Linked DNA regions of Homo sapiens: region 1 is linked to region 2. A link is a loop called in an ENCODE intact Hi-C map of the cell type or tissue named here. Cell type or tissue: pancreas. All regions are shown on one strand. Each heading gives the region's core, and the rest is flanking DNA. Links, peaks and the distances in the headings are about the cores only.

What was found. Hi-C counts contacts between places; a loop is a spot of excess contacts. Peaks named below come from ENCODE experiments on the same cell type or tissue, not always from the same donor. Only the 100,000 strongest peaks of a DNase experiment are listed, where the experiment ranks them.
Region 1: a loop joins it to region 2, with 2.5 times the contacts of the local background. A loop is called at or near these places in 92 of 110 quality-filtered maps.

The regions. Positions count from the first base shown.
Region 1 is chr1:15,134,900-15,146,775 of GRCh38, forward strand. All of the region lies in intron 1 of TMEM51-AS1 (TMEM51 antisense RNA 1), which reads right to left. Among named protein-coding and RNA genes, the nearest start is that of TMEM51-AS1, 12 kb to the right of the region's middle. In pancreas, for the core only: CTCF peaks have their summits at 7,263 and 7,547; a DNase peak (open chromatin) is centred at 7,122; H3K27ac peaks cover 2,490 bases.
Region 2 is chr1:15,266,285-15,278,160 of GRCh38, forward strand. FHAD1 (forkhead associated phosphopeptide binding domain 1) reads left to right here. Exons shown (of 34, transcript NM_001391957.1): 3 at 6,039-6,245. Among named protein-coding and RNA genes, the nearest start is that of FHAD1, 25 kb to the left of the region's middle. In pancreas, for the core only: a CTCF peak has its summit at 6,455 (motif pointing left); a DNase peak (open chromatin) is centred at 6,347.

The DNA of each region.
Region 1 (11,876 bases), core at 6,237-8,736, 130 kb before region 2:
ACAGGCGTGAGCCACTGCGCCCGGCCTCAAAATGGTCTCTTGAATGTTGAATAGAGTAAATGTGACATCTGGCATCTACACATGGACATAAAGATGGAAACAACAGACACTGGAGGCTATGAGGGAGGAGAGAGAGACGGGAGCAGGGGTTGAAACCGATCTGTTAGGTACCACGCTCACTACCTGGGTGACGGGTTCCATCAAACCCCAAACCTCAGCGTCACGCAATATACCTTTGTAACAAACCTGCACATGTACCTGCTGAATCTAAAAGTTGAAAAAAGAATAAATTTAAAAAATAAAAGCTTGCATCCAAAAACCATGGAAGAATGGTTACTAGAAAACCCTAAACATTGATGACAATGGCTCCAAGGTAGCCCAATTATCTCTGGGGAAGATCAATGCATCTAATTGTTCCTCCCAATTTACAGACAAAGCTGAAGGGGTGGGTTGCCCCTCCACACCTGTGGGTGTTTCTCGTTAGGTGGAACGAGAGACTTGGAAAAGAAAGAGACACAGAGACAAAGTATAGAGAAAGAGAAAAGGGGGCCCAGGGGACCGGCGTTCAGCAGACAGAGGATCCCCGCCGGCCTCTGAGTTCCCTTAGTATTTATTCATCATTCTTGGGTGTTTCTCAGAGAGGGGGATGTGGCAGGGTCATAGGATAATAGCGGAGAGAAGGTCAGCAGGTAAACACGTGAACAAAGTTCTCTGCATCATAGACAAGGTAAAGAATTAAGTGCTGTGCTTTAGATATGCATACACATAAACATCTCAATGCCTTGAAGAGCAGTATTGCTGCCCGCCTGTCCCACCTCCAGCCCTAAGGCGGTTTTTCCCTATCTCAGTAGATGGAACATACAATCGGGTTTTATACTGAGACATTCCATCGCCCAGGGACAGATGCCTTCCTCTTGTCTCAACTGCAAAGAAGCGTTCCTTCCTCTTTTACTAATCCGCCTCAGCACAGACCCTTTATGGGTGTCGGGCTGGGGGACGGTCAGGTCTTTCCCTTCCCACAAGGCCATATTTCAGACTATCACATGGGGAGAAACCTTGGACAATACCTGGCTTTCCTAGGCAGAGGTCCCTGCGGCCTTCCGCAGTGTTTTGTGTCCCTGGGTACCTGAGATTAGGGAGTGGTGATGACTCTTAACAAGCATGCTGCCTTCAAGCATCTGTTTAACAAAGCACACCTTGCACAGCCCTTAATCCATTTAACCCTGAGTGGACACAGCACATGTTTCAGGGAGCACAGGGTTGGGGGTAAGGTTACAGATTAACAGCATCTGAAGGCAGAAGAATTTCTCTTAGTACAGAACAAAATGGAGTCTCCTATGTCTACTTCTTTCTACACAGACCCAGTAACAATCTGATCTCTCTTTCTTTTCCCCACACAAAGCCACTGGAAGCTAAGGCACTTGGTGTTCCTGACCCTGTCATTTACCAGCTGTGTGGCTTTGGAAGCATCACTTCCCTTCCCTGGACACCAGTTCCTACCTGTAAAATGGGAAGATTAGACTAGATCATCTCAGGTCAACAGGCACCATCGGGAAGGGAACCTTCTCCCAAGGCTCAGAAAACCTCTCATGCACACATTTCCAGCAAAAGACCAGATGACCTTTTTAAAAGCGGAAGTGCTGTTGGCAAGAGGGTTTGTTTATTTGTTTGTTTGTTTTTAAGACAGAGTCTCACTGTGTCACCCAGGCTGGAGTGCAACGGGGCAATCTCGGCTCACTGCAACCTCCGCCTCCCAGGTTCAAGTGATTCTCCTGCCTCAGCCTCCCAAGTAGCTGGGATTACAGGCGCCTGCCACTGCGCCCAGCTGATTTTTGTATTTTTGGTGGAGACGGGGTTTCTCCATGTTGGCCAGACTGGTCTTGAACTCCTGACCTCAGGTGACCCAGCCACCTTGGCCTCCCAAAGTGTTGGAATTACTGGCATGAGCCACCACACCCACCTGGCAAGAGGGGTTTTTACATCTTCTTCTGAATGTGGCTGCTGCGGCGTGGTGCCCTCTCTCTTCTTTCTGCCTCTCAGCTCCCATGCCTGGAGCCCAGAGCCTGGTCTAGAGTGGGTATGGGGTGGGGAGGTGAGGGACACACACTAGGTCCCTTTTGCCTTATCTTGGAGCATTTTCAAGTAGAATGACTACAAGGCTTGGAAACACTCCTGTGTGCATGCCTGGCAGAAATGAATGCTCCTGGGTGCCAAAGCCATGCGCACAAATGATCATAGCTGTTTTATTCATAATAGCCCCAAACTAGAAACAACCCTAAAGCTCATCAATGGGAGAATGAAAATATAAATTATGGTATATTCATACAATGGAGTATTACACAGCAACGAAGAAGAAGAATACAGCTATACACAACATCCTGGCTGGATCTCCCAGACTCAATGATGATGAAAGAAGCTAGACACAAAAGAATACATACTGCATGATTTCTGTTTATTTGAAGTTCAAAAATAGGCAAAATTAATTTATGGTGATGAAGGTTCAAGCTGAGGTTATTTTTAGGGGTTTTGACTGGAAGAGGATACAAGGGGAACCTTCTTTGGGTCAGGGAATGTTCTTGATTTTGATCCAGGCAGTGGCTATATGAGTATATACATATGTAAAAATTCATTGGCTGGGCATGGTGGCTCACGCCTGTAATCCCAGCACTTTGGGAGGCCAAGGTGGGTGGATCACCTGGGGTCAGGGGTTCCAGAGCAGCCTGGCCAACATGGTGAAACCCTGTCTCTACTAAAAATACAAAAATTAGGCAGGCTTGGTGGCACATGCCTGTAATTCCAGCTACTCAGAAGGCTGAGGCAGAAGAATCGCTTGAACCTGGAAGGCAGAGGTTGCAGTGAGCCGAGATTGCGCCATTACAGTCTAGCCTGGGCAACAAGAGCAAAACTCCATCTCAAAAAAAAAAAAAAATTGATCAAGCCAGCCTCCTGAGAATTTTGCACCTCACTGAACATAAATTATGCATCAAGAAAAAGAAGAAACAAAAAATAAGAAAAAGGCCTAGAACCAGAGGGTGGTTCCAGTGCACAGAGGTTCTCAGCCACCCGTCATCAGGGAATTTCCACGAGACTGGGTGGCGGCTCCCACCTCCCCTGGCAGCCCACAAGGTCATTAACTCAGCACGTCTGGCCGTGGCTTCCTCCTCCTGAGCGACTGGGGCCCCAGCAGCCAGGAGGACACAGGGCAGAGCTGCTTGGGCTCCCCACTCATCTTCTACCTCTCCCCATCTTCCCACCCCCTTCCTGAGAGCCAAGGCCTCTAAGTAGCCTCCTCCTTCATCCTTTGCCCATCTCCTCCCACAGTTCATAATCCAAGGAGGGATGGAGAGGAAATCTCAGCCTGGTGCTCTCCTCTTGGCCTTTACGCCTCTCTGGGTGAATCCCACAGAGCCTCCATGGTTGGTTCTCCAGCATCTGCAGAGACAGCGGAGAGTCTAGTTCAACTACCAGGACTGTGTCCTTGCCATTCAAACCACAGGTCTGCTGAGACCAACAACCCAATCCCTCACTCAAGAGCAGCAACCTCACCACTCCAACCTCTCCCTGACTCAGAACAGTCTCGCTTACGTTAGGAGCTTTTCTCCAATAACAACAATAAAAGCTTCCATCTATCTGTCTGTCTATCTATCTATCTACCTACCTACCTACCTACCTATTTATTTATTTGACATAGAGTCTTGTTCTGTCGCCGAGGCTGGAGTGCAGTGGCGTGATCTTGGCTCACTGCAACCTCTGTCTCCCGGGTTCAAATGATTCTCCTGCCTCAGCCTCCCAAGTGACTGGGATTACAGGTGCCCACCACCACGCCCAGCTAATTTTTGTATTTTTAGTAGAGACAAATAGCTGGGATTACAGGCACCCGCCACCACGCCCGGCTAATTTTTGTATTTTTGGTAGAGACAGGGTTCACCATGTTGGCCAGCTGGTCTCGAACTCCTGACTTCAACTGATTCACCCACCTCGGCCTCCCAAAGTGCTGGGATTACAGGCGTGAGCCACTCTGCCCAGCCGAAAGCTTCTTTTTAGAGAGCAACTTTTCATGAGCCAAGCATTGCTTTCTACATTTCACAGACGTCTACTTGGTCAGGACTATTACTAACCCATTTTACAGATGAGGAAGTTGAGGCTCCAAAAGGTTAACTAACTCACCCAAGGGCCCATGGTCAGCAACCAGCAGAGCTGGGATGTGAACCCAGGCAGCTGAGCCACAGGACCGTGCACTTCAGCACCAAGCTGGGCTACCTCATATATGCAGGACTCAAAATCTAAGTACCAGCACTATCGGTGGTGACCAGTATTAGCTAAAAGGTGATATAAGGTGAAATAAACAGTGACGCTTCTAACAGGACAATATCATAATCCCAATTAGTGCAAATTTTTAAACTTTGAATTACATTGAATTAAAAAAAAAAAAATTCTGGCTGGGCACTGTGGCTCATGCCTGTAATCCCAGCACTTTGGGAGGCCGAGGTGGGTGGATCACCTGAGCTCAGGAGTTCGAGACCAGCCTGGCCAATATGATGGAACCTTGTCTCTACTAAAAATATAAAAATTAGCTGGGTGTGGTGGTACATGCCTGTAATCCCAGCTACTTGGGAAGCTGAGGCAGGAGAATTGCTTGAATCCAGGAGGCAAAGGTTGCAGTGAGCCGAGGTTGTACCACTGCACTCCAACCTAGGTGACAGAAAGACTCCATCTCAAAAAAAAAAAAAAAAAAAAAAACAAAAAAAAAAAAAACCAAAACCAAAACCAAAACAAAACAAAACAAAAAACCATTCTCCTTTCTGGTCAAATAAAGGGTCAGTAGGTCAATAGCGCCATCCAAATCAGTCCCAGGTGCAAGTGTCCAACAATATCACCCATAAGAGAACCTGAAAACATCAGAGTGTGTCAGTCTGTGCCTGGGGCTGCACTGACTCAGCCACTGATCCCAGCCCCGCAGACTGCACAGGGCCTGGAATACCAGCCTCCAAGCAAAGCCCGCTGGCGCACAGAGGTCTGGCCAGACAGATGGCTTATCAGGTGTTCCTGCCTACCAGGGGTGACAAAGGAATGCCTTCCTGCCGAGTACAAAGCGACAGCCGCTGTCAGGGGGCCCACTAACAAGTTCATCTGTTGCTATCAGGGCCCTCTGATGTGGGACGGCCCAAGGGCCAGCTGGGCCAGGCTCTGCAGGTTGCTGAGCAGCAGAAAATCCAGGCTGGCCCTCAAGGCTCTGAATTCTAATTGGATTTTCCGAGAAATGGCTTTGTCCAGGTTGCAGGGAGGACTGCCGATTTACAAACTGACGGCCGCCAGCCTCTCCCCCGACCCTGTAACTAGATTTTCCAAGGCTGTGACTCAGCCTCTGGTCTTGTCCTTCCATTTTGAACCCTGCCCTTCTCCGGGGAGCTGATCTATCTGCTCCGGCTGGCTGGACTCTCCTGCTGGGGTTGAGGGAGGGCTGTCAAGGGTCAGGCTATTTCACAGTGTCAGTAACTGGAACCCTATCCACCCCAATCAGCTGGGGATGAGTGAGCCACCCTCAGAGGTAGACTTTAGGAAAAGCTCGACCAGCAGCCTTTCACTGTCACCTAGGTAAGGATTCCCACCGGTCCCTGCCCTGTGGAGATGCACAGGGACCTGGAGTGTGGGAAGCAAGAAGGGGGGCTGTGAAACAAAGCCACGCCTTTGTGGCAAGTGAGTGGTGAAGAGGATAGGCTCCAGGTTCAAGTACCAGCTCTGCCCCCTCACTAGCTGTCAACTTCGGGCCAACAGCGAATCTCCCTGAGCCCCATTTCCTCTTTGACGTGGAAATGGGACAGAATGGGTGTAAGTGCTTAGTGCAGTGTCTGGCGTGGGAAGAAAGACGATGAGGGTGATATATTTGAATTCATCAATGCGTTTTTCATTCCCAGTTTTCTCTATTGCCCCAACATCCTAAAATTCAGGCAGCTGTTAGCTTACTGCCTCCAGGAAGGGGTGAACAGCAGGAAAAGGGAAACAGAGAGTCCTGGTTTTTGATTTTCAACAGTCGAGAAGAGGAGGAGAAACAGAAAGGACTGGTGTAGGTAGACGATAGAACAGATGTGGCACTGCGGGGAAGGGGACACAGACGCCGGACCGGCAAGGCTTCAGCCTCTTGAGATCAAATAAAAGTTCCCATAGCAGGAGGATGAGGTCTGAAAGCAAGCAAGGCAAACCGAGAACGAGGTCCCTGGGCCGTGTCCCACGGTGACCCATTCCTGTGTGGAGCCCGGGGTGGGCATAGGAGGCAGCAAGACCCTAGATGGAAGGGCCATCCCTCGGCAGGTGGGTCTGAGATAGCACGGCAAAGTTTTTCTGTACCCCAGCAAGGAGCAGGAGGAGAAAAATGATCCCCAGCGACCCCAAAATGGGACAGAAGTGAGGAAGAGTGAGGGCTGCCACCTCGAGCTTCCATGTTGCCAGGTAGGTTTTGTAAAAGAGTGAATCCAGGCCGGGTGTGATGGCTCACGCCTGTAATCCCAGTACTTTGGGAGGCCGAGCCTGGCGGATCACAAGGTCAGGAGTTCGAGACAAGCCTGACCAACATGGTGAAACCCCATCTCTACTAATAATACAAAAATTAGCTGGGTGTGATGGCGCGTGCCTGTAGTCCCAGCTACTCAGGAGGCTTCAGCAGGAGAATCGCTGAACCTGGGAAACAGTGGTTGCAGTGAGCCGAGATCGTGCCACTGCACTCCAGCCTGGGCGACAGAGTGAGACTCCATCTCAAAACATAACAAAAAAAGAGTGAATCCAGCCAAATGAAGGGGTCAGAAATGGTGGGGACCGTGATGAACCCACAAGGAGGCAAGCCCAGGTTCAAGGGGCAGCTGCCACACAGTGAGGTCCAGCCGATTGCTGCCCCAGGGGACGTGTGCAAAGAGGACTAGCCCAGATATCTACACTCGTATGTGAAAATGCCCCATTTCAAATATTGGCAAGTAGTGATTTAAAATACTCTATGGGCCGAACAAAACACACGAGGACTGCATTTGAACTGCAGGACACCAGGTAGTGGCTTGTCTTCCTGCCAGGTTTCCGTCGAGCACAGCATGGTGTTGGGTTTGGGGTGAAGGACAGCTTGGCAGGGGCTTACACAGACCGAAGGCTGACAGCCAGCCTGGGAACAGGGACCAGGTGTCCCCCTGGGGGGGCCTTTGGCACTGCATAAGGCCCTCGGAACTTAGATGCCATTCCAGCCAAAGGAGGAGGGGAATATTTCCGCCACCTGGCAGAATGGAGGCTTGTAAGATAAATTAGACTGAGTCATGGAAAACTAGTTCTATTTCCTGCCAGCTTGATTTGTGGTCTGAGTCTCAAACGTCCTCTGGTAATTTGGGGAATTTAACTTTTTCAACACTGCACATGCTTTTGATAATTTTTTGCCCATCTCCCTATGTATGATTTATTATGTGGGTTAAAAGTCTTTATTTTAAAGTAATTACAGATGCAAAGGAAACTGAAAAAGTTATATAGGGAGATCTTCTGTGCCCTTCACCCAGCCTCCCCCAGTGGTAACATCTTGTATAGCTATAGTGCAATATCACAGCCAGGAAACTGACATTGGTATAATCCACAGAGCTTATTCTATAACATTGGTTTCATGCTTCACCTATATTCACGTGTGTGTGATGCTATGCGGTTTTATCATTTCTGCAGATCACATTCCTGTGTGTGTGTGAGATTCTATACAGTTTTATCATTTGTGTAGGTTTGTGTAACCAGCATCACAATCAAAACACAGAACTGGGCCAGGTGTGGTGGCTCACGCCTGTAATCCCAGCATTTTGGGAGACCAAGGTGGGAGGACCACTTGAGTTCAGGAATTCAAGACCAGCCTGGCCAACATGGCAAAACCCTGTCTCTACTAAAAATACAAAAATTAGCTGGGCATGGTGGCAGGCGCCTGTAATCCCAGCTACTCGGGAGGCTGAGGCATGAGAATCACTTGAATCCGGGAGGCAGAGGTTGCAGTGAGCCGAGATTGCACCACTGCACTCCAGCCTGGGGGATAGAGCAGGACTCTGTCCCCATCTGCCCAAAAAAACAACACAAAACTAAGGAGAGAATATGGAGAATATGGAGAAAAGGGAACCCTCATACACTGTTGGTAGGAATGTAAATTAGTATAGCCACAATGGAGAACAGTTTGCAGGTTCCTCAAAAAACTAAAATTAGAGCTACCACATGATCCAGCAATTCCACTCCTAGGTATATACACAAAAGAAAGGAAATCAGTAGATTAAAGAGATATCCGCACTCCCTTGTTTTTTGAGGCACTATTCACAATAGCCAAGATTTAGAATCAACCTAAGTGTCCATCAACAGATTAATGGATAAAGAAAATGTGGTACATATACACAATGGAGTACTACTCAGCCATAAAAGAGGATGAGATCCTGGCCTTTGCCTGTTTTTGGATGGAACTGGAAGTCATTATGTTAAGTGAAATAAGTGAGGCACAGAAAGACAAACTTCACCTGTTCTCACTCATTTGTGGGAGCTAAAAATTAAAACAATTGAACTCATAGAGACAGAGAGCAGAATGATGGTTACCAGAGACTGGGCTGGGTAATGGGGAGTGAAGGGGAAGTGGGGTGGGTAATGGGTACAAAAATATAGTTAGAATGATTAAGATGAATGAATGAATAAGATCTAGTATTTGATAGCACAACAGGGTGACTACAGTCAACAATAATTTATAGTACATTTTAAAATAACTAAAAGATTAGAATTAGAATGTTCATAACACAAAGAAATGATACATGCTTGAGGTGGAGACCCCATTTACCATGTGATTATTACACATTGTATGCATGTATCAACATATCTCATGTACCCCATAAATATATACACCTATTATATAACCATAAAATTAAAAATAAGACATTTTCAAAAAATATAGAACTGTTCCATCAACATGAGCTTCCTCAGGTGACCCCACTGTGGCCACCTTCATCCCCAACCCCTGGCAATGTTCTTCATCTATATAATTTATTCCAAGAATATTACATAAATGGAATCATAGAGTATATAACCTTTTGAGATTGGTGTTTTTTTACTTAGCATAATTCCCTTCAAATCCATCCAGGTTGTTGCGTATGTCAATGATTTGGGGGTTTTGTTTTGTTTTATTTTTTGAGACAGAGTCTTCCTCTGTTGCCCAGGCTGGAGTGGAGCGTCACGATCTCGGCTTACTGCAACCTCCACCTCCCAGGCTCAAGTGATTCTCAAGCCTCAGCCTCTCAAGAAGCTGGGATTACAGGTGTGCACCACCACTCCCAGCTAATTTTTTTGTATTTTTAGTAGAGATGGGGTTTTGCCATGTTGGCCAGGCTGGTCTTGAACTCCTGACCTCAAGTCATCCACCCCATCCTCCATCTCCCCAAACGTTGGGATTACAGGCATGAGCCACCCTGCCCGGCTGATTTGGGTTTTTTTTTTCCTGTGTAGTATTCCATGGTATAGATGCACTACAGTTTAACCATTTACCATTGAAAGACATTTGGTTTGTTCCCAGTTTTTGGCTATTACGAATCTTTATGATTTATAAAATTAATTTAGAAAATGTCAGCTAGTGGCTGTTGTTTTCTGAGTTTGAATGGGGTGCAATATTTCCTGTGACCCCTCAGTCATGGAAGTTCTTAGACTTTTTCATTTGAACCCTGCAGAAGCCCTGGGTGTGGGGGAGGCGGAGCGGAGATAGAGTTCTTCAGTCAACCCATCTGTATAGAGTACTTCCTATGTGCCCTGTGCTATTCTAGGTATTGGGGGTACTGCAGTGAACAAAACAAATGAAAATCCCTCTCCTCATTTATTATTCCCCAATATACGTATAGGGAAACTGAAGCTCAGAAAAGCTATATGATTTGCTCAAAATCACGCAAGACGGAAGTGATGGAACTAGAGCTTGAACCTAGGTCTTCTGACCTCGAGGCCACCGATTTTCTGACTAAATTTTGCTCTCTATCCTCCTAGACATCAATTCCAGAGCAAAAGCCATATGCCGGGGATCCTGTGTTCAATGTTTTAAGCAATAGTTCTTTTGTTTGGTTGGTTGGTTTTTATTTTTTACACAGGGTGTCACTCTGTCACCCAGGCTGGAGTGCAGCGGCGCCATCTCAGCTCACTACAGCCTCGACCTCCCGACTTCAAGCCATCCTCTCACCTCAGTTTTCCAAGTAGCTGAGACTACAGGCACCTGCTACCACACCCGGCTAGTTTTTGTTATTTTTTGTAGAGACTAGGTTTCACCATGCCCACGCTGGTCTTCAACCCCTGGCCTCAAGTGATCTGCCTGCCTCAGCCCCCTAAAGTGCTGGGATTACAGGCGTGAGCCACTGCACCCAGCTAAGCAACCATTATTAATTGGGGCTGATTCCTCTGCCACCAGGGGAAACAGTTGGCAATGTCTGGAGACATTTTGATTGTCACAGCTGGGGAAAGGGGTGCTACTGGCATCTGGAGAGTAGAGCCAGGGAAGCTGTTTGGCATCCTGCAATGCACCAGTCTCCCACGACAAAGAATTCCCAGCCCAAATGTCAATAGTGCCAAAACTGCAACACTCTAATCTAAAGATCTCAAAGAGTCACAACAAAGACAACTGCTACCCAGACAACATTGTGTAATACTGAACTTCCACCCAAGTACACACAATGACAGGTAGGGTAAGAGCAGGTACACTGTTGGTTGAGGGCTTATGGTCGTTATGAAGTAGGTACAAAGAACCATCCACTCTGCTGTGTCAATACTGGGAGGCTTTTCTGCAGAGGAGGGGATTGGGACAGTTTGGATGGTAGGAAGGAGAGACTGGTGGGCTGCTCACAAGAGGATGCAGAAAGGGCAGGAGGAATATTGTGACCTCCACTCTATGACTCTGCCACATCTGTTTCTCCTAAAGAACCCTGGTAACCTCCTCCTTTGTGTAGAAATGAGCAAGAAAGCAGAGCAAGACATGCAAAGCCCTTTGAGGAACAGCAGGGAAACCAGAAGGACCTTCAGTCACATCCTAGAGGTGCAAGAAACACAACTTCCACTCTCAAAATTAGATTGAATTTCTATTTCAAGTCCCCATTTGGCTGGTAGAAAGACATCTAGCCATAATTAATCAGGGCCTCCCTACCTCTTGCCCTGGGTTGCGTCTAGATTTGTTTTTGGGGTAGAGGAGGCTCAGAAAGTGCCAAGGCCTGGGCAGAGGTCAGTGTCTGGTGTCCCCTGACATCTGCTATGTTGGCCTCACTTCCATCTTCCTGATGGCAGATGCAGCTGCCTAGGCCTCCTGGAAGTCTCTGTGCCTGGCCTCTTTCTCCTCCTCTCAGCTTCTTCCTCCCTCCTCTGGGGCACACGGGAGATGTTGGCAGAGCTTGGTAAACCTCTGCAAGGCTGCGTCACCCCTCTGCCAATTACTCCCTCCCCCACTGCATCTGTGCCTTGGGAGGGGAGGAGCAGGCACTCTCCTGAGCTTGCCTGAAAGCCACACTTATGAAGCTAGTGTGGGACTGCCGCTTGGGCACCACCCACCTCCCTAGCCCCACATCATCATGGCTCATCCACTCTCCTTAGATCCTCTGTCCAGACCCCTGGCCCAGGGCACTTGACCTCATCTTGGTCATGGGGAAATGACTTTTGCATCGTGCTCAGTCTTCAGGATGTCTTGTTAATGCCACAAATTTTATTCCTAGAAGCCTCTGGGACTTCTACTTTTGAAACTCAAAGCCCAGGCTCTTGTAATGCCAAAGTATTGGTTCTTGAAACTCAAAAGCATCTCTGCTTTTCTGCTGGATGAGGCTTCCCCTAAAGGAAGAAGAGCCACTGTCTGGAAAGAACAAAAGGGAGGAAAAAAAACTTTCATC
Region 2 (11,876 bases), core at 5,266-7,765:
TTTTTGTAGAGATAGGGTCTCCTTATGTTGCCTAGGCTGATCTTGAACTCCTGGGTTCAAGCCTCCTGACTTGGCCCCTCAAAGTGCTGGCATTTCAGGCATGAGCCAACATGTCTGGCCTAGACTTTTTTTTTTTTTTAGCAGTTTTAGGTTCACAGAAAGTTGAACAGATAGTACAGAGAGTTCCCACATATAACAACCCCTCCCCCACAACACTCACACATACACACGCAGTTTCCCCTATTATTAACATCTTCGTTACTATGATACATTTGTTGCAATTGATGAATCAATATTCATATGTTATTATTAACTCAAGCCCAGAGTTTACATTAGGATTCATTCTTCACGTTATAAAGTTCTGTGGGTTTTGACATAGGCATAATGTCAGGTATTCACCAATATAGAATCATACAGAATAGTTTCACTGCCCTAAAGATCCCCTGTGCTTACCTGTTCAACACAGCCCCCCACCTTCCCCTGACCCCTGGCAACCACAAATCTTTCTATAGTTTTATCTTTTTAAAAGTTTCATGTAGTTGAAATCATACAATATGTAGCCCTTTTAGATTAGCTTTTTTCACTAAGCAATATGCATTTAAAGTTCCTCTGTATCTTTTTGTGGCTTGAGAGCTCATTTCTTTTTATCATTGACTGATGTTTCTACCAGTTTGTTTATCCATTTACCTTCTGAAGAACATTTTGGTTGCTTCCAGTTTTTGGCAATTATGAATAAAGATGCTATAAACATGCATCCAAAATAAATGAATCTTAAATCCCAACAATAAGAAAACAACCCAAATTAAAGATGGACAAAAGATCTGAACAGATACTTTGCCAAAGAAGATATACAGATGGCAAATAAGCATATGAAAAGATTTTAACCATCATATTTCACTTAGCAATTACAAATAAAAGAATATATCTCCCCATTTTTTTTCTTTAGCCTCTTGATGCAATGGATTACATTAATTGATTTTCAAACGCCAAATCAGTTCTTGAATACCTGGAATAAATCCCACTTAGTTGTGGTGTATAATTATTTTTATACATTGTTGGATTATATTCACTAATATTTTGTTGAAGACTTCACGTCTATGTATATGGGAGATATTGGCTTCTAGTTTTCCTTTCTTGTAATGTCTTTATCTTGATTGGGTATTCAGGTGATATTGGCCTCACAGAATAAGTTAGGAAGTATTCCTCCTGCTTCTATTTTCTGGAAGAGATTGTAGGGAGCTGGTATCATTTCTTCCTTAAATGTCTGATAGAATTCACCAGGGAACCCATCTGGGCCTGGTGCTTTCTGTTTTAGAAGGTTATTAACTATTGATTCAAATTCTTTAATAGATAAGGGCCCAGATCATCTATTCCTCCTTGTATGAGTTTGGGTAAATTGTGTCTTTCAAGAAATTGGTCCATTTCATCTAAGTTATCAAATTTGTGGACAGAGAGCTGTTCATAATATTCCTTTATATATCATTATAAATAATATATAAAATAATAATATAAATGATATATAAATTATAAATATAAATTTTATATAGCATATATTTATAAAATAAATATTTTATATATTATAAATATAATATAAATATATTGATATGATATAAAAATATGGTATATATAAAATATGTTTTATAGCATATAAATAGGAATATAAAAAATATATATATATTTGCTGTTCTTTACATTTTCTTTTCTTTTTTTAATTTTATTATTATTATACTTTTAAGTTTTAGGGTACATGTGCACAATGTGCAGGTTAGTTACATATGTATACATGTGCCATGCTGGTGTGCTGCACCCATTAACTCGTCATTTAGCATTAGGTATATCTCCTAAAGCTATCCCTTCCCCCTCCCCCCACCCCACAACAGTCCCCAGAGTGTGATGTTCCCCTTCCTGTGTCCATGTGTTCTCATTGTTCAATTCCCACCTATGAGTGAGAATATACGGTGTTTGGTTTTTTGTTCTTGCAATAGTTTAGTGAGAATGATGATTTCCAATTTCATCCATGTCCCTACAAAGGACATGAACTCATCATTTTTTATGGCTGCATAGTATTCAATGGTGTATATGTGCCACATTTTCTTAATCCAGTCTATCATTGTTGGACATTTGGGTTGGTTCCAAGTCTTTGCTATTGTGAATAGTGCTGCAATAAACATACGTGTGCATGTGTCTTTATAGCAGCGCGATTTATAGTCCTTTGGGTATATACCCAGTAATGGGATGGCTGGGTCAAATGGTATTTCTAGTTCTAGATCCCTGAGGAATCGCCACACTGACTTCCACAATGGTTGAACTAGTTTACAGTCCCACCAACAGTGTAAAAGTGTTCCTATTTCTCCACAACCTCTCCAGCACCTGTTGTTTCCTGACTTTTTAATGATTGCCATTCTAACTGGTGTGAGATGGTATCTCATTGTGGTTTTGATTTGCATTTCTCTGATAGCCAGTGATGGTGAGCATTTTTTCATGTGTTTTTTGGCTGCATAAATGTCTTCTTTTGAGAAGTGTCTGTTCATGTCCTTTGCCCACTTTTTGATGGGGTTGTTTGTTTTTTTCTTGTAAATTTGTTTGAGTTCATTGTAGATTCTGGATATTAGCCCTTTGTCAGATGAGTAGGTTGTGAAAATTTTCTCCCATTTTGTAGGTTGCCTGTTCACTCTATATTTATTATAGAATATAAATATTCCATAATAAATATATCCATGGGATCAGCTGTGATGGCCTCTCTTTCATGTCTGATATCAATAATTTGTGTCTTCTCTCTTTTTTTCTTGGTTACCTACTAGAGGTTTGTCAGTTCTATTGATCTTTCCAAAGAACCAACTTTTGTTTTCTTTGATTCTCTCTATTGTCTTCAATTTCATTCATTTCTGATCTAATATTTCTTTCAGTTCTTCTGTCTATGTTAGGCTTATACTGCTCTTCTTCCTCTAGTCTCCTAAGGTAGAAACTTTGATTATTGATTTCAGATCTTTCTTCTTTTCTTATGTGTGCATTCAAGGCTATAAATTTCCCTGTAAGCACTGCTTTCACTGCTTCCCACAAATTTTAAGTGGTATTTTCATTTTCATTTAGTTAAGATAATTTTTAATTTCTCCTGAGATTTCTTCCTTCACCGTGTGTTATTTAGAAATGTGTTGTTTAATCTCCAAATGTTTTGGGATTTTCCACCTATCTTTCTGTTACTGATTTCAAGTTTACTTCCATTGTGGTCTGAGAGCATATTCTACATGATTTCTATTCCTTTAAATTCATTGAGGTGTGTTTTATGGCTCAGAATGTGGTATAGCTTAGTGAGTGTTCCATGTCAGCCCAAGAAGAACGTGCACCTTGTTGTTGTTGGGTTAAGTGTTCTATAAATATCAATTAGATCTTGTTGATTGACGGTGTTGTTCAGTTTAACTATGCCTTTACTAATTTTCTGCCTGCTGGCTCTGCTAATTACTGACAGAGGGTTGTGGAAGTTTCAGCTGTCATATTGGGCTTATCTGTTTTTCTTTGCAGTTCTGTCAGCTTTTGCCTTGTGTATTTTGGCACTCTGTTGTTAGGTGCATGCACATCAAGCATTGTTATGTCTTCTTGGAGAATTACCCCTTTACCATTATTTATGGCTCTCTTTTTTTTTTTTTTTTTTGAGTTTCACTCATGTCACCCAGGCTGGAGTGCAATGGCATGGTCTCAGCTCACTGCAACCTCCACCTACTGGGTTCAAGTGATTCTCCTTCCACAGCCTACTGAGTAGCTGGGATTACAAGTGTGCACCACTACACCCAGCTAATTTTTGTATTTTTAGTAGAGATGGGTTTTCACCATGTTGGCCAGGCTGGTCTCAAACTCCTGACCTCAGGGGATCTGCCCGCCCTGGCCTCCCAAAGTGCTGGGATTACAGGCATGAGCCACCACACCTGGCCTAATGCTTCTCTTTATCCCCAGTTTTTCTTGTTCTGAAACTGCCTTGGCCGCAGTTAGTATAGCTACTTCAGCTTTCTTTTTTATTTTAATATTTTGGGTGGCAAAGTGTTTGGTGGAAACTTGGAAAGTGGCTAATAGCACAGACATTTGAATCAGGCGAACCTGAGTACAAGCCAGGTGACTTGTCAAGCGGGGTGACTTTGGGTAAATTCATTCTGTGTCTCAGTTTCCCTATCTACCAAATGGGAAACTATCTCTAGATTGTTGTGAAGATGAAATAGGGCAATGCAATAAAGCACTAAGCAATCTCCTGGCTTGTAATGTGTAAGTAATATGTTTTATTGTTACTCTAGTATACATATTAATATATTCTATTATTAATATAAGCTCTAGGTTGTTATATGATGGAACTTTAGTTGTCTACATGCAAGTACTTTTATATAAAAGCTGGACAGGGCACCCTGAGAAGATAAACTTAGAAAATAGTTGCAAAGTCTCAAGCTGGCATGGATGTCTGGTTGACAGTGCCCTTAAAAGATGAAGACTTTGGCCGGGCACGGTGGCTCACGCCTGTAATCCCAGCACTTTAGGAGGCTGGGGCGTGCGGATCATGAGGTCAGGAGTTTGAGACCAGCCTAGCCAGTATGGTGAAACCCCGTCTCTCATGCCTGTGATCCCAGCATTTTGGGAGGCCGAGGTGGGTGGACCACGAGGTCAGGAGATGGAGACCATCCTGGCTAACATGGTGAAACCCCGCCTCTACTAAAAATACAGAAAATTAGCCAGGCGTGGTGGCAGGCGCCTGTAGTCCCAGCTACTTGGGAGGCTGAGGCAGGAGAATGGCGTGAACCCGGGAGGCAGAGCTTGCAGTGAGCTAAGATCGCACCACTGCACTCCAGCCTGGGCAACAGAGCGAGACTCCATCTCGGAAAAAAAAAAAAAAAAAAAAAAATTAGCTGGGCGTGGTAGCACATGCCTGTAGTCCCAGCTACTCGGGAGGCTGAGGCAGAAGAATTCCTTGAACCCAGGAGGTGGAGGCTGCAGTGAGCCGAGATCGTGCCACCACACTCCAGCCTGGGTGACGGAGCGAGACTCTGTCTCAAAAATAAAAGACGAAGACTTCAGTGTGCCCTGCAGCTCACAGTCAGAACATTTCCCTTCATCCCTCCAGGGCCCTGCAACCAGGGGAACATGCAGTCACCTCCTTTGTGCTGAGCTTCACTCAGTCCTCTTATTAAAGTGAAATTACAGAGGAGCTTCTGTCCCTTGCCATCAGTTTGCAGACACACTGGCTGGGGCCCCTTTCCTTTGGGGAAACATGGTCACACCAAGCCCCCTTTTGAAAAGCGGGCCATCTGTGGTTAGGCAAATCCTGAATAGCTTTTAAAAAGCAATGGAAATAACTAATCGCATGGGAAATATTTATTGTACATCAAGGTTTTTCAAAGGTAGTTATAAAACTATGTATGTAGGGTGTGATTAATTTTGTTTAAAAAAATTTAAAAGGACGTAAGCATAGAAAAAAAACGTGGAAGGATGTGAACCTCAATGTTAACCATGGCTGCCACTGGTGAGGGTGGGATTATAAGTAACGGTAATGGCTTCTTTAGTACTTTTCTCTATTTCTTGTTTGGGCCATTTTTGCCTCCTGTCCTGGTACTGAGTACCACCATAAATACCCATGTGGAGTCAGGGAAAAAGAAAATGGCCAATTCCTTGACGATTTTCGGTTTTGGTAAAATAAAAAATAAAAATAAAAACAAAAACAAAAAGAAAAGAAAATGGCCAATTCCCTGGTCCCATATTTGTCCAATATGACTCTCCCAAGATCCCTTTGCCTTTGTGTTGCCTGATTTCCCCACTCAACAACTTAGGTACCTGTCCCCAGGTCTGGTGTCAGACAGAGCACATATCCCAAGCTCCTTCACACACTAGCTGTGTGGCCTTGGGCAAGTCGCTTAACCTCTCTGATCCTCAGCCTCCTCCTTTTAAAATGAGGATTGTCGTGATGATCTGGCGGCGGCAAAACAGGTAAGGCACTCAGCTCAAAACATTAGGGGCCGTGTCATTTTTGTTTTCATGGCTACGACTGTCCTCCTTCTCCGTTGCAGTCTCCTGACATCGACAACCACCATGCACTCATTGAATATAACGAGGCGGAGTGCAGCTTTGTTCTCCAGGACTTCAATTCCCGCAACGGCACGTTTGTCAACGAGTGCCACATTCAAAACGTGGCTGTGAAGCTCATCCCTGGAGACATCCTGAGATTTGGGTCTGCAGGGCTGACCTATGAACTGGTCATTGAAAATCCACCTCCGGTGAGTCCGGGCCACTGGGGGATAGAGGGGCCATGTCGCCTTCGTGCAGCCCGGCGCTCGGATGCAGCTGCAGGGTGGCGCTTATCCACATTGGTGCCACTGTGATCGCACGCTGCACACAGGCAGCAGAGACAGAGTGGACCCTGTGGAGTTCTGAGTCATTCTGGCGGGTCCCAGGAAGGAGAGAATCTTAGCACCCTCTTCTGGGCATTTCTTGGAGTTGCATCTTGGCTCACATAGAACCAGTTTTCCAAAAATGTGCAACTTCCTGAGAGGAGGCGGAAAACAAGGTGTGCTTTTGAAAATGCAGAGGTGGATTTCATTTTTAGGTAGATGAGCACGCTGCTCCTTCCTAGCTCTGTGACCTGGGCCAGACTTCTTCATATGCCCAGGTCTCTGCCTTCTTGACGGCACATGGCATCAAGAGAATGTCTGTAGAGCCTGAAACTCAGTGTCCAAGTAGACGCTCTTAACACATAAGCGCCTGAAAAGCCAAATCTGTGAAGTCCGAGCCAGTGTTTCCCTAAACATGTCTGATTATCAGAATTTGAGGGGGACTGTTCAGTAAAATTACAGGTTCCCGGGGCCCCTCCATGGGAGATTCTAATTTTGTGACTTGCCAGTGGGGGAGGAGGAGGATGCACAATATCTCTATTTCTTTTTTTTCATACAAAGGTATTTATTGAAGTATTATTTGTAGTGGCATAACATTTGAAACCTAAATGCCCATCAAAAGGGGCATTGTTTAATAAAATATAAGGGGTTCATTCTTATGTGGATAACTATGCTGCTTTTTTTTAAAATGCAGCTTTATTGAGGTATAGTTGACATACAGTAAAACTGTACATGTCCAAAGTACATCATTTGCTAGGTTTGGGAACATGGATATACCTGTGAAGCCATTGCCACAACCAAGACATTAAGTGCACCCGTCACACTACAGGGTTCCTCATGACCTTAGCATTTCTTTGCTTCCTTGCTTTGAACAGCTTTATAGAAGTATAATTTATGCAGCATAAACCCTGCCCATTTTAAGCGTACAATTCAACACATTTCAGTATATTTACAGAGGGGTGCAGCCATCACCACAAGCCACTTTCAGAACATTGCCATCACCATGTACATCCTAGAAAGAAACCTGTGAGATACTTGACTTTTTGTGTTGGTTTGTGCAATTTTTTATGTTTTAAACTGTGGTAAAATACATATAACATGAAATTCACCGTATTCACCGTTTCTAAGGAACAGTTCAGTGTTGAGTGCATTCACATTGTGGCGCTGCTGTCACACCGTCGATCCACAGAACTCTTTTCATTTTGCAAAACTGAAACTCTGCCCCTATTAAACAAGAGCACACTGTCTCCCTGTTGCCCTCTCACCCTAGCCTCTAACGACCACCGTTCTACTTCCTGTCTCTGTGAATCTGACTACTCTGGGTACCTTGTATAAGCGAAATCATACGATATTTGTCCTTTTGTGTCTAGCTGGTTTCACTCAGCACCAAGTCCTCAAGGTTCATCCATGTTGTAGCATGCGTCAGACTGTCCTTCCTTTTGAAAGCTGAAGAATGCTCCCTTGTATGAGAGACCACATTTTGCTTATCCGTTCTTCCATGGGTAGACACGTGGGCTCCTTCCGCCTTTTGCCTATTGCAAATGATGCAGCTGTGAACCTAAGTGTACAAATTTGGGGAGGGGTATTTTGTTTTAATCACATAAGTGTGTCACCCAGTGGTAAAGATGTCCAACCTTCACTTCTGAAGGAGCAAAAGAATGTATTATAAAAGATTCTGTTTTGGCCAGGCATGGTGGCTCACACCTGTAATCCCAGCACTTTGGGAGGCCGAGCCGGGCAGATTGCCTGAGCTCAGGAGTTTGCGACCAGCCTGGGCAACACGGTGAAACCCCGTCTCTACTGAAATACAAAAAAAAAATTAGCTGGGCATGGTGGCGGGCGCCTGTAGTCCCAGCTACTCTGGAGGCTGAGGCAGGAGAATTGCTTGGACCCAGGAGGTGGAGGTTGCCGTGAGCCGAGATCATGCCACTGCACTCCAGCCTGGGTGACAGAGCAAGACTCCGCCTCAAAAAAAAAAAAAGATTCTGTTTTGTATAATAGTTTATATTTTGTTAGTGAATGAGAACGGTAGAGTTATTATAATGGAATAATGAGGAGGAGCAGGAGGGACACTGTGCTAAGGCATTTACCTGCTTTCCCTTATTTAATGCAACAGCCTAGGGCATGGGCTCTCTCATGATCCCCATTTTGCAGACAAGGAATCTGAAACTCAGAGAGGTTAAGTAATTTGCCCAGGACCACACAGCTAGTCACTGTGAATTAAACTCTGTCTCCACTTGCAGGTAACAATTGGGAGAAAACCATTGGGTCAGCTGCTAGGTGCAGCAGTATCATCAACTGGTTTTCAAAGACAACAAAGCACACTTTTTTTTTTTTGAGACGGAGTCTCACTCTGTCGCCCAGGCTGGAGTACAGTGGCCCGAGCTCGGCTCGCTGCAAGCTCAGCCTCCCGGGTTCACGCCATTCTCCTGCCTCAGCCTCCCGAGTAGCTGGGACTACAGGTGCCCACCACCATGCCTGGCTAATTTTTTGTATTTTTAGTAGAGATGGGGTTTCACCGTGTTAGCCAGGATGGTCTCGATCTCCTGACCTCGTGATCCGCCCGTCTCAGCCTCCCAAAGTGCTGGGATTACAGGCGTGAGCCACCGCGCCTGGCCAACAAAGCACACTTTTACAGTCACTTGGCTGTACATGAATTTTAAAAATTCTTATTTCTACATGCAGTTGCCTCCTGCTTTATTAGCTAAGGGACTTTTGGCAGCCAGACATCTGCCCCCTGGCCCATGCCCAGAGTACCTCACAGCAGCCCGAGCGTTTCCAGGGGGCAAGCCGAGCCTCTGTCCCTGCCAGGTTTTCCTCAGAAGACCCCCTGTCCGCCTCCACCCCATCCTCACAAAACTGCTCTCGGCTCCCTTTCAGAGCATTCCTAGATCAAGAGACATTCGTGCAGGCTTCCTCTTAGTGACAAAGGGTCCTTTGCAGGCCTGAGTGAGGGCAGCCATGTGGACTGAGTTTCTCTTTCTGATGGCTTCCCTTTCTATTTGCCTGATGACCTCGACCTGTGAGCTATAAAAAAGAAAAAAGGAGGTAGTGAAGAGCGTCTCTCATCAAATCTCATCTCATTTTGGGGTCCAGTTTTTCTAAGAAATGTGTAGCTGTCTTGATTCCAGCATGCTCTTGTCTCTTATTGATTCTTTGAGTCCCTAGAGAGGGGGCTGTGTCTTCCCCGCGGTAGAGTTTTCAAGGATTGTTTCCTTTGGAAGAGGACTGTCCTAATATTGTAAGGCTTAGCTGTTCTTTTCCCAAGAAAGAGTTCCCAAACAGAAAAATTTATTTCAGGCTTTGTGGTGACCATAACCAACAGAGAGGGACGTGACAGCCATTTCAATAGGAAATGGGAGGTGGAGGCAGAAGTTAGAGACCCAAATGTGTTTGTAGACATCACAGTGGCTAGCGTGGGTGTCCTGAAGTTCAAGTGAGTCTGCCCCACACAGTTCTGCCCTGCTCTTGACCAGCTGTGGGATCATGCACAAGTTGCTTCACCTCTCAAAGCCTCAGTTCCCATTTCTGTAAAATTGGAATCCTAATAGTTCCTCATGTGGGGTTACTGTAGTAGTAAACGGGTCATTGTTTGCAAATTGCTTAGCCCAGTATCTGGTGCCTATGATAGCAGGAAGGTAAGAGGAGCACGCTAGCAGCCACCTGCCTCCACTGTGAGCCTTCCCATGGACAGAAAACCTCCCAAGACCTCCCAACTACCAGGTGGATGCCTTTGCAAATAACTTACCCATGGAGTGACATACAAGGTAGAAAAACAGAAAGAAACTCTTGGTTTACAAAGTACATTGGCACCCACGATATGCTTAAGAGTACACGTTATATATCATAGCTTTTTTGCCAAAGTATAGCCTAGGGGCCGGGCGTGGTGACTCATGCCTGTAATCCCAGCACTTTGGGAGGCCAAGGCAGGAGGATCGCTTGAGGCCAGGAGTTCAAGACCAGCCTGGCCAACATAGTGAAACCCCATGTCTACCCAAAACACAAAAAATTAGCCAGGCGTGGTGGCACATACCTATAGTCCCAGCTAGTCAGGAGGCTGAGGCACAAGAATTGCTTGAACCCGGGAGGCAGAGGTTGCAATGAGCGAAGATCATGCCACAGCCTGGGCAACAGAGTGAGACTCTCTCAAAAAAAAAAAAAGTATAGCCTAGGGCCACCACCTTGCACAACTCCAGTCACCATTCACAGTAGAGTCCACAAAGATGGCACCCCCTGGAGTTGTGCGAGGCATAACCTACAGGGCCATTTGCGATGCCCTGAAGCAACTGTTGAGTAGTAACACTGACTCCCTGCCTAAGTGTCAGGCGTGTGAAATCCAAGTCACAAAGTCAGATGTGCTTGCCGCGTTGTTTCTGCCATTATGATGTTTGCTTGTTGGTTTCTTTAGTGCTTTATGATTTCCAGGAAAGGAGCTGTGAGTGAGGGTTGTCCTGTGAACACTAGTGCTGTTCTTATAAAGCAGCTAGGTAAGGAAACCTACGTTGGCCTGTTCTGCCCTGCTCCCATTCCAGCCAGAGCTTCCCACATGACTTCTGGATGCAGTCCTTCGACCCTCTTGCAACCTCATGACATCCTGCCCAACATAAAGAGTGCCCATATGCCTGGCTACTCACTGCCTTAAAGGGGAAGCTCTTTGGGAGTGCAGTGAAGAACACAAAGGCTTTGGAGTACGATAGACTGAAGTTCAAACTCCAATGGCAATCTAGCCTTTCTGAGCCTCAGTTTCCAACTTTTGCCGGGCAGGAACACATTAACCACAGGCTCCCTTTCCCCCTTCAGAATTTGCATACAGGCCTTTGGGACCATCCCATCACTGTATAAACTGAAGCCCAAAGAGGTTCTGCAGTGTTCCCAAGATTGTGTAATCAGTTATGGCCAGAACCAGGATTAAGTCTCCTGAGTCCCGGTCTGGGAGTCTTTCCCAACAGCCCAGAGCACCTCGGTCACCTGAGAGCTCAGGCAAGTTCCTCACTGCAGTGCTGCCAGCCTGCCACTTCACATGCTCATGGGGGATGATATATCGTGTGGGTAGAAATGAAAGCCACCGATGATAGAAGAAAATGCAGTTTCAGATAGGGGCTTCCTCATTCGCCTCCACTATCTTTTCACCAGGGATGCTGCTGAAGTTCCTGGACAAACTCAGTTCCCCCCTTGCAGTTTCTTTTTTGATGGTGATGATAATGTCTGGCGGCTAATGTTTAATGAGCATTTACTATACGTACCAGGAAGTGTCCTAAGTACTTAATATATATGATCTCATTTAGTTCTCGCAAAGTAAGAAGTATCTGTTGTCATCTCCATTTTACAGGTGAGGCACAAAACGTAACACATTTTTCGGGGTTATAGATGGTAGGAGGCAGAGGAGGTAGATTAACCAATTCTGCTTAATTCTAAATCCCATGTTCTTAACCAGAGGTCGGCAGACTACATCCCATGGGCCAAATTCAGACCATCTCCTGTTTTTATAAATAAAGTTTTATTGTAACACCTCCATGC